Regions from separate parts of the Homo sapiens genome. Here region 2 is linked to region 1. The links are chromatin contacts, found by Hi-C or POLR2A ChIA-PET in ENCODE. All regions are on one chromosome and are shown on one strand. The core of a region is the stretch at or near the end of the contact, and the rest is flanking DNA. Distances in the headings are between cores, read along the strand shown. Region 1 holds the start of ERVK3-1 (endogenous retrovirus group K3 member 1). Region 2 holds the start of LINC02560 (long intergenic non-protein coding RNA 2560).

What was found. Hi-C counts contacts between places; a loop is a spot of excess contacts on that map. ChIA-PET counts read pairs that join two places held with the same protein, here RNA polymerase II (POLR2A). Pooled maps may share reads with other maps.
Region 2: a loop to region 1 is called in a map of B cell, with 20 times the contacts of the local background. The contact joins the promoter of LINC02560 here to the promoter of ERVK3-1 in region 1. A Hi-C loop is called at or near these places in 6 of 168 maps with a recorded cell type or tissue (B cell, CD4-positive, alpha-beta memory T cell, CD8-positive, alpha-beta T cell and 1 more), 8 of 37 single-sample maps with no recorded cell type and 17 of 50 pooled maps. POLR2A ChIA-PET finds 5 or more read pairs at or near these places in 8 of 52 experiments (CD4-positive, alpha-beta T cell, CD4-positive, alpha-beta memory T cell, HEK293 and 5 more).

What each region holds. Positions count from the first base shown.
Region 1 is chr19:58,303,843-58,306,626 of GRCh38, forward strand. ERVK3-1 (endogenous retrovirus group K3 member 1) reads left to right here and starts at 1,535. Exons shown (of 4, transcript NM_001396080.1): 1 at 1,535-1,603; 2 at 2,246-2,374. ZNF8-ERVK3-1 (ZNF8-ERVK3-1 readthrough (NMD candidate)) reads left to right here. Exons shown (of 7, transcript NR_144447.1): 5 at 2,246-2,374. RefSeq lists enhancers at 1,257-1,526, 1,741-2,241.
Region 2 is chr19:58,398,814-58,401,566 of GRCh38, forward strand. It overlaps LINC02560 (long intergenic non-protein coding RNA 2560), which reads left to right and starts at 1,390. Exons shown (of 1, transcript NR_149054.1): 1 at 1,390-1,866. It also overlaps a transcript of ZNF584 not described here. RefSeq lists an enhancer at 2,397-2,753.

The DNA of each region.
Region 1 (2,784 bases), core at 285-2,784:
CACACATACATTTCCAAGTTACTTTGTTAAATTTCCTGTATCAATGAGCCCCAATTATGAGAGCCCCCTACATACAAGTTTTAGCCAATAGCCAAGTCCCCCATTTCCAGTGTTATCTTCATGTCCTCCAAGGTATTCAAGTTGTTTCTGCAATGGGTAACTGGGAAGAAATCAGCATCCAGTCTGAAAAGCAGTCTCCCATAGGTCTTTTGTAAGGAGATCCAACATGGACATCTTCCAGAATGCACTGTACAACATGGTAGCCACTAGTCATGTATAGCTATTTAGATGTAAATTTTTTTAATTAAAAAAATTTTTCATTTATAGCAACAGGGACTCACTGTGTTGCCCAGGTTGGTCTCGAATTCCTGGGCTTTAGTGGTTCTCCCACTGTGGCCTCCCAAAGTGCTGGGATTACAGGCGTGAGCCACCATGCCCGGCCCAGAGCTGATAGAATTTTTAAAGTCCCCCTGTGATGATCTGACTGTGGTAGGAGTAGGGAGGTGTAACCCGAGTCAGTATGCACATTGGGAGCCTCCTCCACTAGGTCATACAGGCCTTCTGCGTGTAGATGGAATTATCATGTCCCACACTGTACCCCGGCACCTCCCTCGATTAAGGTGATTTGCATCATGCAGGGCCTGCCTGTTATCAGAGAGTCTCCTGGACATACAGAAATAGGAATGTACAGGGACTGCATACACCTGTTGCTCAATTTCTAGCTAAATGGCTGGAGGTGGGGGATAAAGAAATGGCATTCATACGGTGTAATACTAGCCATGTTTCAGAAAGTTTTCAAAAAATGTTTAGTGGAGAAATGTGCAGGGTCAGTGGAAGAAAACCTGTAAAATTATATTATGATTGTTTTATACTCTATACGGACAAGCCTAAATTGGAGGGCATTTTGGAAAACTCGCTTGGATACATGAAAACTGCCAAGATCATTATAAAGAAACAACAGGATCCATTCTAGATTGAAAGCAACTTGAAATGAGACAGTAGAGTGTAATGCGTGTTTAGTTTGTGCTTGAATAAAAGACGAAAACTACGTAAGACATTGGGACAACTGGAGAAATTAGCATATGGGCTGGGGATTGGGTACAGGCTTCAATGTCGTTACTTGGGTGAGTTGAAGAATGTACGTGTTCTTAGGGGACATCTGCTTAAGGATATACAAGGTTCAGGGGGGAAAAATATCTCCAAACGATATACTTTTATATCTATGTGTGTACATGTGTGCGCGTAGAGAAAGAAAAAAGTACATACGCTGTATATTTCAAAGAACATATAAAACCATGGATGTCAATATACTTCCCTTCCGGTGCGCTGCCTGCGCAGAACCGAGAGGTTCTGACGATCCGCAGCTCCCACGCTCCCCTTCCGGCCCCGCAGCGCTGTGAACTCCATTTCCCAGAAGGCCTTGTATCCCGTGCATGGCCGTTTCCAGGCAGGAAGGCGAAGGGCCTTCTGGGAGGTGAGGTCCTGGGCGGCCGCTGGCCACCAGGCGGAAGTGCGTACCGGAAGTGCCGGCGGCAGTGTGTAAGACGCTCACGGGCGCGCGGACTATCGGGCGGCTAGGCTCTCTGAGGAGGCTGCCACAGTGGTGAGTGGTGTGTGGAGGAGAGGCGAGGGTGATTGTGAGGGATGGAGAGGCGCCCGTGGCCTAAGTGTGCTGATGGTGGGAGTGAATGAGTGGACGGGTGGGACCTGTGAGGGGAACGCGACCCCGGGTCGGCGCGGGCAGAGAGGCGCGCGGTGCGTGAGGGCGCGACCTGCCATGTCCTGCCGGGTGTCACCGCTTATGCGCCCGTGGGAGGGGAGCATTCTGTGTTGGAGGCAGAAGGAATGAGGGTCGTGACCAACTCATTATACCACTGGAGGCTCTATGAGCAAACCGCAAACTGTTCTCATGAAAGCAGGATGTTGGTAAACTGACAAACTGCGTCTGCCGCCAGAAGGAATGCTGGGGGCAGTCATGTCCCAGGTCCCCTGCTCCTTGAGGTTATCTACAGGAACATCTGGAACCTGCTGAACAAAGAAAGCAGTCATGTGGGCCTGTGTTAAATCAAATAGCTGACCGTCAGTTACCCTTTCCTCCCTATTCAGTCTACCTAACAAATATGAAGGGCTGTAAAAGCTCAGGGCCCTGTTCCCTAGAATCTAGGAGCCCCCTGACCCCTTCTTTCAAACAGATCCTTTTGTCTTTGTCTTCATTTCTGCCTTCGTTCTCCTTCGTTTGGTCCAGAAGCAACCGTGACAAGTGGTGCCCGACCAGGGACCTGAACGAGGAAGGTCTGCCAGAGCAGAGAAAGTGAAACTGATCAGACGAACTACGAACCCCTGGACGGGAGAGTCTGCCGGCGGAGAATATAAGGTCAGTTCCCTGAGAAGGTATCGGGAGCGGGAGGTTTCTGAATCAGGGTAACATGGGGCAGAATCTGTCTGTTGAGGAGCAACATTATGTGCAGCTGCTTAAAGTTTTACTTAAACAATCTGGTGCTCGGGTTAGTTCTCAAACATTAAGCTTCTGCAGGAGGTTATTACACATAACCCATGGTTTCTGCAGACAGGTACTCTTGCTGTGGAAAATTGAGACTGAGTAGGAGAAAGATTGAAACGAGCTCATCAGAAAGTTCTTAAAGTGGATCCTTCTATTTTCTCTGCTTGGGGTTTGGTCTGTACTGTCCTCCTGCCATTGTCCTCTTCTTATTCTGCCAGACAGCAGGTGCTATGTTCTGAATCTCAAAAATTGAAAGAATCTTTTGTCTCACCAGCAGCGCCCAT
Region 2 (2,753 bases), core at 140-2,639, 95 kb after region 1:
GTGGTCTATTCATTTTCTGTGGCTGCTGTGACAAAATACCCCCAACTTAATTATTTAGAACACGCGTTTATTTTTTTTAATTTATTTTTGAAACAGAGTCTCACTCTGTCGCCCGAGCTGGAGTGGAGTGGTATGATCTCGGCTTACTGCAACCTCCGCTTCCCGGGTTCAAGCGATTCTCCTGCCTTAGGCTCCCAAGTAGCTGGGATTACAGGCGCCCGCCACCATGCCTGGCTAATTTTTGTATTTTTAGTAGAGACGGGGTTTCACCATGTTGGCCAGGCTGATCTCAAACTCCCGGCCTCGTGATTTGCCTGCCTTGCCCTCCCAAAGTGCTGGGATTACAGGCCTGAGCCACCGCAGCCGGCCTTATTTCATTTATTTATTTATTTTTTTGAGACAGAGTCTCGCTCTGTAGCCCAGGCTAGAGTGCAGTGGCGCAACCTCGGTTCACTGCAACCTCTGCCTCCTAGGTTCAAATCATTCTCCTGCCTCAGTCTCCCAAGTAGCTGATATTACAGGCGCCCGCCACCACACCCGGCTTTTTGTATTTGTAATAGAGACGGGGTTTCACCATGTTGGCCAGGCTGGTCTTGAACTCTTGGTCTCAAGTAATCTACCCACCTCAGCCTCCCAAAGTGCTGGGATTACAGGCATGGGCCACCATGCCTGGCTAAACACACACTTCTTATCTTGCAGTTCTGCAGTCCAGAAGTCAACGATCAGTTTCACTGGGCTAAAGTTGAGTTGCCCATAGGGCTAGTTCTTTCTAGAGGCTCTAAGAGAGAATTCATTTCATTAGTTTTTCCAGCTTCTAGGGCTGCATTCCTTGGCTCCTGGCTCCTTCAAAGCCAGCAGTGCAGCATCTTCAGATCTCTCTGACCCTCCTACCTCCCTCTTTCACTTATAAGGACACTACAAGTACATAGCGCCCACCCGAATAATCCAAGATAGTCTCCCCATCTCATGATCATTAATTTAATCACACCTGCAAAGTCCATTTTGTGGTGTCAGGTAAAAGATTCACAAGTTCCAGGGATTCAGACCGGGATATCTTTGGAGGCCATTATTCTGCCTACCATAGGGTCTCAGAGATCCTCCTCATTGCTTCCCTCTCCCACCCAACCTAGGGGAGTGGGGGTGTGCAATGGTATTTCTGACCCAGACAGGCCAAGCAGGGGAGTCAGAAAGGGGCCCTTGCCTGGTGTTGCACAGAAGAGGGAGAGGATGTTCTGTGCCTGAGGGTAGACCAGGAAGGCTGCCTGGAGGAGGGAGCTGTATCCTAAAGGATGCTCAGGAGCTGGCATTGAGGCCAGTGGCATAGCCTGCACAAATACAGGAGGACCTGGGGAGGCCAGGGGTGGGGCTGGGGGTATTGGGTGGGGCTGGCCGCATTCTCCGTCTTAACCAGCTCGCTCCTAGGTGCTTTTGTGGCTTCTGCACTCTACCAGCTTGGAGCCAGGGGCCTCATTCTCTCTTGCAGTAAAATGAGGCTGATGACTGAGCCTAGGAGTTGCTGGGCATCTGGTCTGCTGATTACCACCTTGGTGCCCAATGTCTGCCTGCCTATCCACTGCTTTCAAACAAAGAGGCTGCCTGACACCACCCAGGGGGACGCCTCCCACCCTTGCCCAGCCTCAGCCAATCTCCTCTTTCTCTTCTTCAGAGCTGGAGTTGTGCCCTCCTATCCTCTCTCTGCCCACCCCATCACTGCTGTACACCCTGCCCCTTGGCACTTCGGCCCCGGACTTGCTCCTCCTGGCAGGCCTGGGTGCTTGTGAAGCCGGGTGCCAGAGGGCCCAGCACGGCACGGCCTTTGATTCTGTTTTCTGTAAATCGACGACAATAAATTCTCTTTTTCCTTCATCCACAAGTGTTTACTGAGCGCCTTCTGTGTACCAGGCCGCACCAGGGTGCGGAGCAAAGACCAACCTCAGGGAGCAGATGAGGTCCAGGCGGCTGAACCAACCGAACCATGGTTCTGGTAGCACTGCCTCCCCCGCCACCCTCAGGGGGCCCTGCTCCCCAAGCCCTTCCCAAATCCTGCCGTCCAGCTCTCCTCCCCACCTTGCAGGAGGGACGCCAGGGCCCGGTTTTCGGGTTCCGCCATTCTTTCCTCAATGAGGGTCGGAGAGGTCCCTGCCCACGCCAGACCCGTCCCCGGCCGTCGCGGCACCCTCTTGTGATCAGGCGGAGGGACCAAGGGCCAAGAGCGGGGCTTCGCCGGACGCTGGGAGCGTCACTGTCCAGACTGACAGATGGGGAAACTGAGGCTGACCAGCTGGGCAGGGCGTGCATACGAATCTGGGTCCTGGAAGCGTTCTGCAAGATCCCTTCTCACCTCAACCGCACGTGCTGGCATCCTTGGGTTTCCCTCCTTCCCCAGATCACAGCCGCACTTCTCTCCTCCGCCCTCATAGTCACGGCCCTGCCTTCTCCCTCCTCTTGCCCCGGGCGGGCCCCGCCCAGAATGCGGAGAGGCCTTCGAGGAAGCGCGGACCAATCGGAGGCCCTATGTAGGGCTGAAGAGGCGGGACTCTGGTCGCCATAACAACTCATCACGCCTGTGCTGCGCGCGCGCGTCGCCTTAGTGCCGCAGCCCTATTACGTGAGGTAGGGAAGGCGCGCCAGACTCGACGGCCAATCAGGGACCCGAGGGCGATGTTGCCATGACGACCACGTTGCGCTGGAGATTGCGACGGGGGCTGAAACCGCGGGGAACTCGGGGAGCGAGTGGTGAGAACAGTGAGCAC